Regions from separate parts of the Mus musculus genome. Here region 1 is linked to region 2. A link is a loop called in an ENCODE intact Hi-C map of the cell type or tissue named here. Cell type or tissue: left cerebral cortex. All regions are shown on one strand. Links, peaks and the distances in the headings refer to the core of each region. The heading gives the core; the rest is flanking DNA.

Region 1 (5,395 bases), core at 128-5,127, 240 kb after region 2:
CCTACCCAAGGCATCATTTAGCCACTTAGTAGATATTTGTTTAATTGAAAATTAATGCTAGCACTGGGTGTGGATGCACACACATATAATCCCAGATTCCTGAACTCTGGAAGCAGAAACAAGTTGACTACAAGATAAGTGCTAGTTTGGACTACATAGTAATATCTCAAAAATAGCAAAAAGAGGATGTAGAGATAGCTCAATTATGAGCATCAGATGCTATTCCCAAGGAGCCCAGCACAATTCTGAGCCACCAACATGGCAGCTCACAGTCATCTATAATTCCAGTTCGAAGAAAATTTGCACTTTCTTCTGCCTTGTATAGGTAACACTCATGAACATAATGCACAGATATACATGAAGGCAAAACATTGAAATTCATCAAATAAATAAGTAATATTTTTGTTTTTGTTTTTAATCACAAAAGAAAGGAAGAAAAGGAGGGAGGGAAAAGGGAGAAAAGAGTAAAAATGTGAGGGAGCTTATCTATATGATTAAAAGTGAAAATGATTATTTTTACATATGTTTCAGAAACTGCAAGAAGAAATCATTTGATTTTACATTATTTCTTTTAAATTGAGTATCTCATAAAACGTTTTGCTGTAGGACACACAATTCTGTTACAGTATGATTCTGAGAATCAACTCTTCGTGTCTATCTATATATAATCATACAAAGAGGAGCTACTTTTTTCACACATGCTATGGACACACACACATACACAAATGCACACACATACACACATGCACACACACACACACATGCACAAACATACACACACACACACACACACACACACACACACAGAGACACACACAATACAGCAAGGTAATGCAAAACCGCAGTCCCAAATTGTAAAATTATTTGATCTTAATCTGCTATTTTATTTATTTATTTATTTATTTATTTATTTATTTATTTATTTATTTATTTATTTATTTTAAACTCCAGATTGTATTCCCCTTACGGTCCACACTCTGACTATTTCACATCCCATACCTCCTCCCCACCCTCCTGTCTCCACGAGGATGTCTCTACCTCCCACCCCCACCCCACCAAACCTATAAATTCCCTGGGGCCCATAGTCTCTTGAGCATTAGGTGAATCTTCTTGACTAAACCCAGATCCTGCAGTCCTCTGCTGTATATGTGTTGGGGGCTTCATATCAGCTGGTGTATGCTGCCTGATTGGTGGTCCAGTGTCTGAGAGATCTTGGGGGTCCAGGTTGATTGAGACTGCTGGTCCTCCTACAGGGTCACCCTCCTCCTATTTTTATGTAGTAGGGTTATATTCAACTAAAGCAAATGCTACTATTTAAAAAATATGTCCTACTGTTAAATGGTGATGTTTGTTTGAGATTGCTCATCTGAAGAAGTAAACTTGTAAATCAGAGAAAATAATGAGACAAAACAACAAAAACAGCAAATGAATTTTATGTGTAGTATCCAGTAGGAGAATGAGCAATTTCAATTAATCTGGACCCCTGAGACCTCTCAAACACTGAACCACCAAACAGACAGCATACACCAGCTGATATGAGGCCCCCAACACACATACAGTAGAGGATTTCCGGGTCTGTGTTCATTCAGAGAAGATGCACCTAACCCTCAAGAGACTGGAGGTCCTAGGGAGTTTAGAGGTCTGGTGGGTTGGGGATGTGGGGGCATCCACGTGGAGACAGGGGGTGGGGTGGGGAAGAGGTGTGGGATGTGAAGCAGTCACAGGGTGGATGAGGGGGGTGGAGAATGGAATATGGAGTGTAAAAAATAAATTTAAAATAAAATTAAAAATATAAATAAAACATCAAATTTTATATCCAAGAACCAATCATCTTACTAAATTTGTAACCCCAAGTGTTATTTCTATTTTATTTTAAAAAGTTAATCATTAAAGACAAATGTCCACAGTGAATATAGCAAAATGTTTAATAAAATACATTGTTTTCCTTGTGTGATATTACTGACTGCTGCCTGAGAAGAAAATGATTCCTCCTTCCTTCTCCCAGCACTGTTAATTTCTAACTCAAGATGTCCCTCTGCTGGAGCTTTGTATTTTTAAAATATATGCTATATCTTGTACAGGGCATGTTTCAGATTTCTGAAAGAAATTATCTGAAATGCTCTACTACAACCATGCTATGATTCTGATGAATTTTTCTAATGAAAAAATTCATAAATACACATATTGACGTCTATATTGACAATAATCCTTTTACCTATGCTCAACATCAATCAGCTTTAAACCCACTGAGCCCACTTAGTGCTGCTTATTAAAGGCACATAGATGTTGGACCACATAATGAAGCTACATCTCTAAAGAAATGGACTTTTCTTTCCTGTGAAACTTGGTGTAACACTATTAGAATCTTCTTGAAGGTTTTTTGTTTGTTTGTTTGTTTTTTGTTGTTGTTGTTGTTTTTTTAGTTTTGTTTCTACATTCTCAGTATTATGTACTATGGGTTTTTTATTTTCATTTAGGTTGTAATTCTATATAGACATGTCTATACTTTGCTAAGAGTTTTCCTTTCTGGTGTTCTATATTAACCATTATTACTCCAAAATTATAAATATAATACTTATCTACAATTCTTATAATAAAGTAGGTTGTTTAAGCCTTCCTCCAAGGTCTGTGCTTCAGTTTCTGACTCCAAGTGTCTGCTTGAGTTCCTGCCCTGATTTCTCTCACTGATGGCCTGTGATGGGAAAATATAAGACAAATATAATTCTTTCCTTCCTTAATGGTTATGGTCAGTGTAACAGAAAGCAAACTAAGGCAATTGATAAGGCATATCTGTAAACAAAAAATATTTGAAGCTACCTAGTTTTAAATTATTTGTATATTGTAAACCTATTATTCATTTACCGATGCAATTATCACCTCAAAAACTTAACTGCTGAATAAACTCACCATTTCTAGTTCTTTCTGAACTCTTGATTGGCTGTTTCACATCAACTGTTCTGGTACAAACTGATTGATATAAATTGGTTTCTGGCTTCTATCTGAATTGCTCTACTTGGCCTTATCATAACTTTAGCAATAAGTTCTAATCTTTTGGCTACTTCTCATTCTCTGGCTAGTTCTGTCTTCTGTTTTCACCTGCAGCCTGTCTCTGTAAAACTAACTCTCTCTGTCTCTCTGTCTCTGTCTCTCTGTCTCTGTCTCTGTCTCTCTGTCTCTGTCTCTCTGTCTCTGTCTCTGTCTCTGTCTCTCTCTCTCTCTCTCTCTCTCTCTCTCTCTCTCTCTCTCTCTCTCTCTCTCTTTCTCTCCCTCTCTCTCCCTTGTTTCAGTCCTGATCTCTTAAGTCCTTTCTTTCTTGTGCTGTTCTTGAGTGAGTAGGGTATATCATGACTCTGACTCATTCTGGCAAATCTTTCTCTGATTAATCATTTCATCTGCCCCTCAAGTAGATGTCATTGTTTAGAATTAGAGGTATATACTAAGTGAATGTCTTTATTCCAGCCAGTGGGATTAAAGGTGTGTGGCATGTCTGCATTCCAGCTGAATCCCACGGACACTGAAGGTCTCTAGATGTGATTCTCTTGCCAGACAGCCATGGTACTAAAGTAAAATTCTTCTACAGTACATAATATGTGTACTGTGATATTTGCAGGTTAAAAATATATACCTATGTATCATAATCTCACAAGTTTGTAAAGGTGTGTCTGTGTGTGTGTGTGTGTGTGTGTGTGTGTGTGTGTCCTTGAGGGCATGCAGGCATGCAGATGCACATGTCTGTCCCCAAATATTCTACCAGAGAACTCCTACATCTGATAAACACCATTAGAAAATTAGCTGAATTAAAAATTAACTAAAAAATCAGTAGCATCCCTTTATTTTTTTTTTCCATTTTTTATTAGGTATTTAGCTCATTTACATTTCCAATGCTATACCAAAAGTCCCCCATATCCACCCACCCCTACTCCCCTGCCCACCCACTCCCCCTTTTTGGCCCTGGTGTTCCCCTGTACTGGGGCATATAAAGTTTGCAAGTCCAATGGGCTTCTCTTTCCAGTGATGGCCGACTAGGCCATCTTTTGATATATATGCAGCTAGAGTCAAGAGCTCCGGGGTACTGGTTAGTTCATAATGTTGTTCCACCTATAGGGTTGCAGATCCCTTTAGCTCCTTGGCTACTTTCTCTATCTCCTCCATTGGGAGCCCTATGATCCATCCATTAGCTGACTGTGAGCATCCACTTCTGTGTTTACTAGGCCCCGGCATAGTCTCACAAGAGACAGCTACATCTGGGTCCTTTCAATAAAATCTTGCTAGTGTATGCAATAGTGTCAGCGTTTGGATGCTGATTATGGGGTGGATCCCTGGATATGGCAGTCTCTACATGGTCCATCCCTTCATCTCAGCTCCAAACTTTGTCTCTGTAATTCCTTCCATGGGTGTTTTGATCCCAAATCTAAGGAGGGGCATAGTGTCCACACTTCAGTCTTCATTCTTCTTGAGTTCCATGTGTTTAGCAAATTATATCTTATATCTTGGGTATCCTAGGTTTGGGGCTAATATCCACTTATCAGTGAGTACATATTGTGTGAGTTTCTTTGTGAATGTGTTACCTCACTCAGGATGATGCCCTCCAGGTCCATCCATTTGGCTAGGAATTTCATAAATTCATTCTTTTTAATAGCTGAGTAGTACTCCATTGTGTAGATGTACCACATTTTCTGTATCCATTCCTCTGTTGAGGGGCATCTAGGTTCTTTCCAGCTTCTGGCTATTATAAATAAGGCTGCTATGAACATAGTGGAGCATGTGTCCTTCTTACCAGTTGGGGCATCTTCTGGATATATGCCCAGGAGAGGTATTGCTGGATCCTCCGGTAGTACTATGTCCAGTTTTCTGAGGAACGGCCAGAATGATTTCCAGAGTGGTTGTACAAGCCTGCACTCCCACCAACAATGGAGGAGTGTTCCTCTTTCTCCACATCCACGCCAGCATCTGTTGTCACCTGAATTTTTGATCTTAGCCATTCTGACTGGTGTGAGGTGGAATCTCAGGGTTGTTTTGATTTGCATTTCCCTGATGATTAAGGATGTTGAACATTTTTTCAGGTGCTTCTCTGCCATTCGGTATTCCTCAGGTGAGAATTCTTTGTTCAGTTCTGAGCCCCATTTTTTAATGGGGTTATTTGATTTTCTGAAGTCCACCTTCTTGAGTTCTTTATATATGTTGGATATTAGTCCCCTATCTGATTTAGGATAGGTAAAGATCCTTTCCCAATCTGTTGGTGGTCTTTTTGTCTTATTGACGGTGTCTTTTGCCTTGCAGAAACTTTGGAGTTTCATTAGGTCCCATTTGTCAATTCTCGATCTTACAGCACAAGCCATTGCTGTTCTGTTCAGGAATTTTTCCCCTGTGCCCATATCTTCAAGGCTTTTCCCCA
Region 2 (5,395 bases), core at 271-5,270:
GTTCATTCTAAGATAGAGTGACTAAGCCTAATTTTTTTTAAAGCATAATTTTCAAATGCAGCTAAGAAATGGTAGCCTTGGGTATCATATTTATTTCTCATAAAAGTCAATAAGCTTATCAATGAAAGCAAAGCAAGCTGGGAAAAAGATTATATATCTACTTGCTTGATCAGGCATTAGTAGAGATATAGTTTCTGGTACCACGTAATCATTATTGTAATGTTGAGAATCTGTGGTAAACAATGGCGCATTTACCTGTAACTTACCAAATTATTCACAACTTTATTGAACATGGTACCTCAAATGGTATGATGCGTTAAGGGCCAAGATATCTCTCCTTTTACATTATTTTTAAAATGTTAACTTAAAGCATTTAACCAACCTCTCATCCATGCTAATGTAAATAGCACTAATGAAAGTCATGAAATGAGAAGCTAGCTGAGAAGAGGAAAGTGAATAGTAGGAGAGAGAAAAAGAGGCTAGCCAAAGTATAAAGTATCACAACTTTGATCAAAATATGTTATTCTTATGTATTAAATGTCACAAGGCAACTCATTATTACGTATAATTAATACACGTTAAACAAATATTAAAAACTCTAGCAAGGTCTTATACGTGTCTTATAGCCTCTTAATGCCACTCTGTCATTCTGTCGTACCTCTAAGCATGGAAAAATCTGTAGATCTCTGTTGAGAATTACAGACAAATTATGAAAAAAAGAGTAAACTATATATTAGCATTTCAATATGTTCACTATTGTGGCACAGCAGCAGGGACGGATCATTCAGCACACATTCAGCATATTCTAAAATCACAGTCTCTATAGCCAGAGAGAAAAGATTTTATTTAAATTCAGCTGGTCATAGTACAAACATTTTTGTGCAACTTATGATGTGATTTTAAAAAATTAATAGGTAGCACTAATACATATTATAAGCATCTCTCTGGATTTTTTTGGATAATCTACAATACAAAGGTCATTTAAAAGAAGATATAGAAATTCTAAAGTGGAACATTTACTTGAAAAGTTAACAGCATAAATGTGAGTTGTCAATGTTTCACCATATTGTTTTGTCATTAGGGAGGATAAAAGAAAATAATAGTTAAAAGCTAAAATGTGACTCAGTACTATTTTTTTTTTTTTACCTTCAAATGTGTAGTTGTAGTACATTTATCCTTACCATCTCCTACGGGATAAAAATTATTATGAAATTAAAAGAAACACAGCTATTGATAGGTAAATAGAAATTATAGAAGTAACAGTGTATATTAACCATTTCAATGTATCTAAGTGTCAGCATTGTGGATCATTTTCTCAATTATAATCTCCTTTAGAATTGTTTAAATCAACTTTTTAAAACTTAATGGAAGGTGTTTACATGGAACACATTAAATGTTTGAAGAGAAAATTAATTTCTATACAAATGAGGCACTCACATTCTGAAGCTTAGGTCACAGTTTGTAACAATATAATACTCACTGATTCACTGTTTCCGAATAAGGATTATATAGTGACATTATGATATTTTACTGCAAATGAATCAATCAATGCACTACTTCAAGAAACAGAAAATCTATACATGTATTTTGGCAGATAGTTAACTAAAAATAATAGGCTTGTGAAAAGTTTGAAGTGGTGGGATTAGTATAGCAAATTATATCAGTAAATGATCTCTTTCAGTTTTGACACAGAAAAACCTTTCTTCTTGACAAATGTGAGGTATTATCAGCAATGTAAGGTATTGTTTGGAAACCAGATGGAATGCTTAAAGTTTCTGTCATTTTGTATTAAACTTCTAGACAGTAGAGTACCTTTAACAGTTTCTTTTTTTTACTTCTCAGATTCTTACATAAAAACTGTTAATGTATTCATCACCTTCAAATATTGCCCACTACCAAATATCCACCAGGTATTTTAACATTTTATGGTAATGAGCCTAAATAATTGCCTATTGGATTTCTCATTAGATTATAAACTGAGCACATATACACAATACTAACATGTAATTCATATTTAAGTTTTGCTTTCAGCCTTATGAATGTTAACGGTTTCAAATATATGTGAGAATGACACAACAGCATTTAGTTTGCTTATGAACTTCATAAAAGAGTATGTTTTTCTTCATTCTTGAAATCCATTTCATTGCATTAGCAAATGATACTTTCACTGCAGCTTCACAACAACAACACATGCTCCAGCTCTTCCAATGTTCACAGGGACTTCCTAATAAAAAATAAGAGAAAAAAGAAAAACAACACCACTGTCTTTAGTATAACCCAGAATGTTGGTCTTCAAAGAAGTGTTATCTATTTTGACTTAACTTTTATCTTATCTTGTTTAAAATTAAAAAAAAAAAACCTACAACCCAGATCATTATAGATTATAAAATGCAAATAGATCATGGCTAGATGATCAGTTGCATTGGAAACAATTTTATTTGTGCAACATTTTTTCAGTTGAAAGGGCACAACTAATAATAATTATTACTCAAAGATTTTGTGAGGATTCAATGAAATAATGGATCACAAGAATTTGGCACAGATAGTTATTCAGCTATTTTCTGTTAGTGTTCTTTTATGCTTTGAGAGATTAAAGACTGAAACAGTGATCGAGCCAAAAGCATAATCTAGGTCTATTAAGTATTTGTATACTAAGAAAAGACCTACTATGGCTGTACAAAGGAATAATGCATGCTCAATCTGCACTGATCTGTGTTCCACTTGTGCAAGACTGCTTGATTAGCCTCCTGCTGAGTTTGTCCCATTGTATGACAGAGTCTGCTGACTTTGCCACATTTCTCCCCTGGAAATAGTATAAGATGCTGTACTTCTTAATAAACTTGGTTGGCATAAGAAAAAAAAAATGAACTCCAAAATTAAGCTTTAAAATCTTTCCCTTAAATTCTGAAGTTTATTAATTTGAAGATAATTTTACAAGAATACCTCTTTCCATTCGTCTTTCTGAGCATCATACGACTCAACGGTATTCAAGTAAGTATGACCATCATATCCGCCAACCACGTAGAGTTTGTCTCCAAGGGGGCACACTGCAACAGCATCTCGAGGAACACTCAAAGGTGCCACAGTTGACCATGAATCGCCTTTTGGGTCGTATCTTAAGAGATTCAGGAAGACAATTGAGAGATAAAAATCCAGGAATGTTACAGTGAAAAATAGGCATTAATAAAAATGCGGTATGGTGTAAAGCACAGAATTTGAAACATTGTAGCTATCAAGTATAGGTTTACTATTCAAGACAAAAGATTTTTTTATTAAAGAACATGTACATGACATAACCCACTTTTGTCACAAGAGGGCGCACAAAACATATGAAAAGTAAAGGATTCCTTCTGCCCCCTTTTTCATATGGTATACAAATTTGGTATTAAAGCCTTCCATGGGGGAAAAATAAATTCTGCAGCTCTGGACTGTACATTAAAATATATATAACTTTCAATGTAAAAGATGTGAAAAGTTAAGTAAATTCATATAATTAAACATGAAATGCTTTCGAATCATGACGTATTTGTAAAAGTACATTGAAAGTATTTTTTATGTAACACCTTTTACTAATTGATTTATACTACTATTACCTCTATTAAACATTTATTTTTTCAGTAGAAAATCAAAACATCTCATTTTAACTTGTAGCTTAATTTGATGTCAAGCAATAATATTTTAATACCACCAGAAAAACTGTAAATTATCAAATCTAGCTCTATGTATTTTATATACTATTACATGTTCTTACTACATCACCCTAAATTGTTATAATATGTTGAGACCTAGAAACAAAACAAATCTATAGTTGATGTGCTATATGCTGCATTTTCCGAGCAATGTTAATTAAGGCTCCAGTGAATTAAGTCAATATATTTACATGTACAAAGGATAAGCCAGCACTCCCAGAGGTGTGTTCTTAAATATTTACATAAAATCTTATATTTTCTATTCATGCATGATTAAATCTCAAAATATTGAGATTTTCATCTTATTACTTAATTCAGAAAATGTTGAATTGTTATGATTTTGGTTTATTTCTTTATTATTGGCTTCCCTGAGGATTGAGTCTGGGTTCCTAACATGTTTAACAAGTGTGGCCACTCTTCTACTTAGTTATCCCCTCAGCCCAGGACATAGTGAATTTTTTGTTAATAGTTTTATAATCTCTGAAGACACAGAGTAGTAGCTGTCAAGCAGCACATATTCACTGTAAATTAGTGCTGCTTCTTTTCACTGTTTCTCTCCCTTTTTATTAGTCAGTCTACAGACAAACACATAAATACATATTAATTTGGATGGAAATTTCTAATGACCTTGAAAAGATAAGATAACTTGTCACTGGCTCATTGCATATACGATAGAATATTGGGAATTTTTTACATTGTAAATTAACATTATAGGAAAAAACATGGAAGCTATTAAAAAGTATAGAAAAAAGTTTGGGAACCATTCAAGTTAAGTGCTTCCAAGTTAAATAATGGCTAAGAAAATTCCAGGATATTGGACAAATCAACTATTTTTTTCAAATTAATAATGTCAGAAAAATAAAGAAATTTTTCATATGTTGGTAAGTTTGTCAATTAGATACTAACTGGAATCACCAGGAAAGTGTAGATCTCAATTCAGGAATTGCCTGAATTAGATTTTGGCATGTAGGCATTTTCTTAGTTAATGCTTAATGTGGAGTGATGCTACTTAGTGTGTGCAGTGCCATCCCAGGACAGATGGGTCTAGGCTGTATAAGAAGGTGGCACACGCCTTTAATCCCAGCACTTGGGAGGCAGAGGCAGGCAGATTTCTGAGTTCGAGGCCAGCCTGGTCTACAGAGTGAGTTCCAGGACAGCCAGGGCTACACAGAGAAACCCTGTCTCAGGAAAAAAAAAAGAAAGAAAGACAAAAGAAAGATGAAAGAGAGAGAGAGAGAGAGAGAGAGAGAGAGAGAGAGAGAGAGAGAGAGAGAGAGAGAGAGAGAAAGAAAGAAAGAAAGAAAGAAAGAAAGAAAGAAAGAAAGAAAGAAAGAAAGAAAGAAAGACAAGCTTAGTAAGACATGGGGAACAAAGAAGTGAGCAATGTTTCTCCATATTCTCTGCTTCAGTTCCAATTAACAGTTCTTGCTTGAATTCCTGACTTGGCTTCCTTGATGATGGATTATAAACTATAAACTGAAATAAATCCCTCCCTCCACTAACTTAGTTTTGGTCAGTGTTTTCTCACAGCAGCAGAGAAGCACACCAGAAATCTAGAAACCTGTCTTGTCCTTTGCTCCAGTGGTTTTAAGTGTATGTGATATTTATACATGTGTGCACAAATGTGTGTGTGCGTGTTATCAAGAAAATTCCAGAAAGTTCTGTCTATAAAATACAAATTTTACCTGTTTCATGAATTTCTTCAA

What was found. Hi-C counts contacts between places; a loop is a spot of excess contacts. Peaks named below come from ENCODE experiments on the same cell type or tissue, not always from the same donor. Only the 100,000 strongest peaks of a DNase experiment are listed, where the experiment ranks them.
Region 1: a loop joins it to region 2, with 18 times the contacts of the local background. A loop is called at or near these places in 17 of 42 quality-filtered maps.

What each region holds. Positions count from the first base shown.
Region 1 is chrX:114,321,110-114,326,504 of GRCm38, reverse strand. No RefSeq gene overlaps it. Among named protein-coding and RNA genes, the nearest start is that of Klhl4, 150 kb to the left of the region's middle. In left cerebral cortex, for the core only: a CTCF peak has its summit at 2,032; a DNase peak (open chromatin) is centred at 2,040.
Region 2 is chrX:114,556,260-114,561,654 of GRCm38, reverse strand. It overlaps Klhl4 (kelch-like 4), which reads right to left. Exons shown (of 11, transcript NM_001290477.1): 10 at 2,944-3,115; 11 at 526-2,224. The coding sequence ends at 2,165. Among named protein-coding and RNA genes, the nearest start is that of Klhl4, 85 kb to the right of the region's middle. In left cerebral cortex, for the core only: a CTCF peak has its summit at 3,296 (motif pointing right); a DNase peak (open chromatin) is centred at 3,314.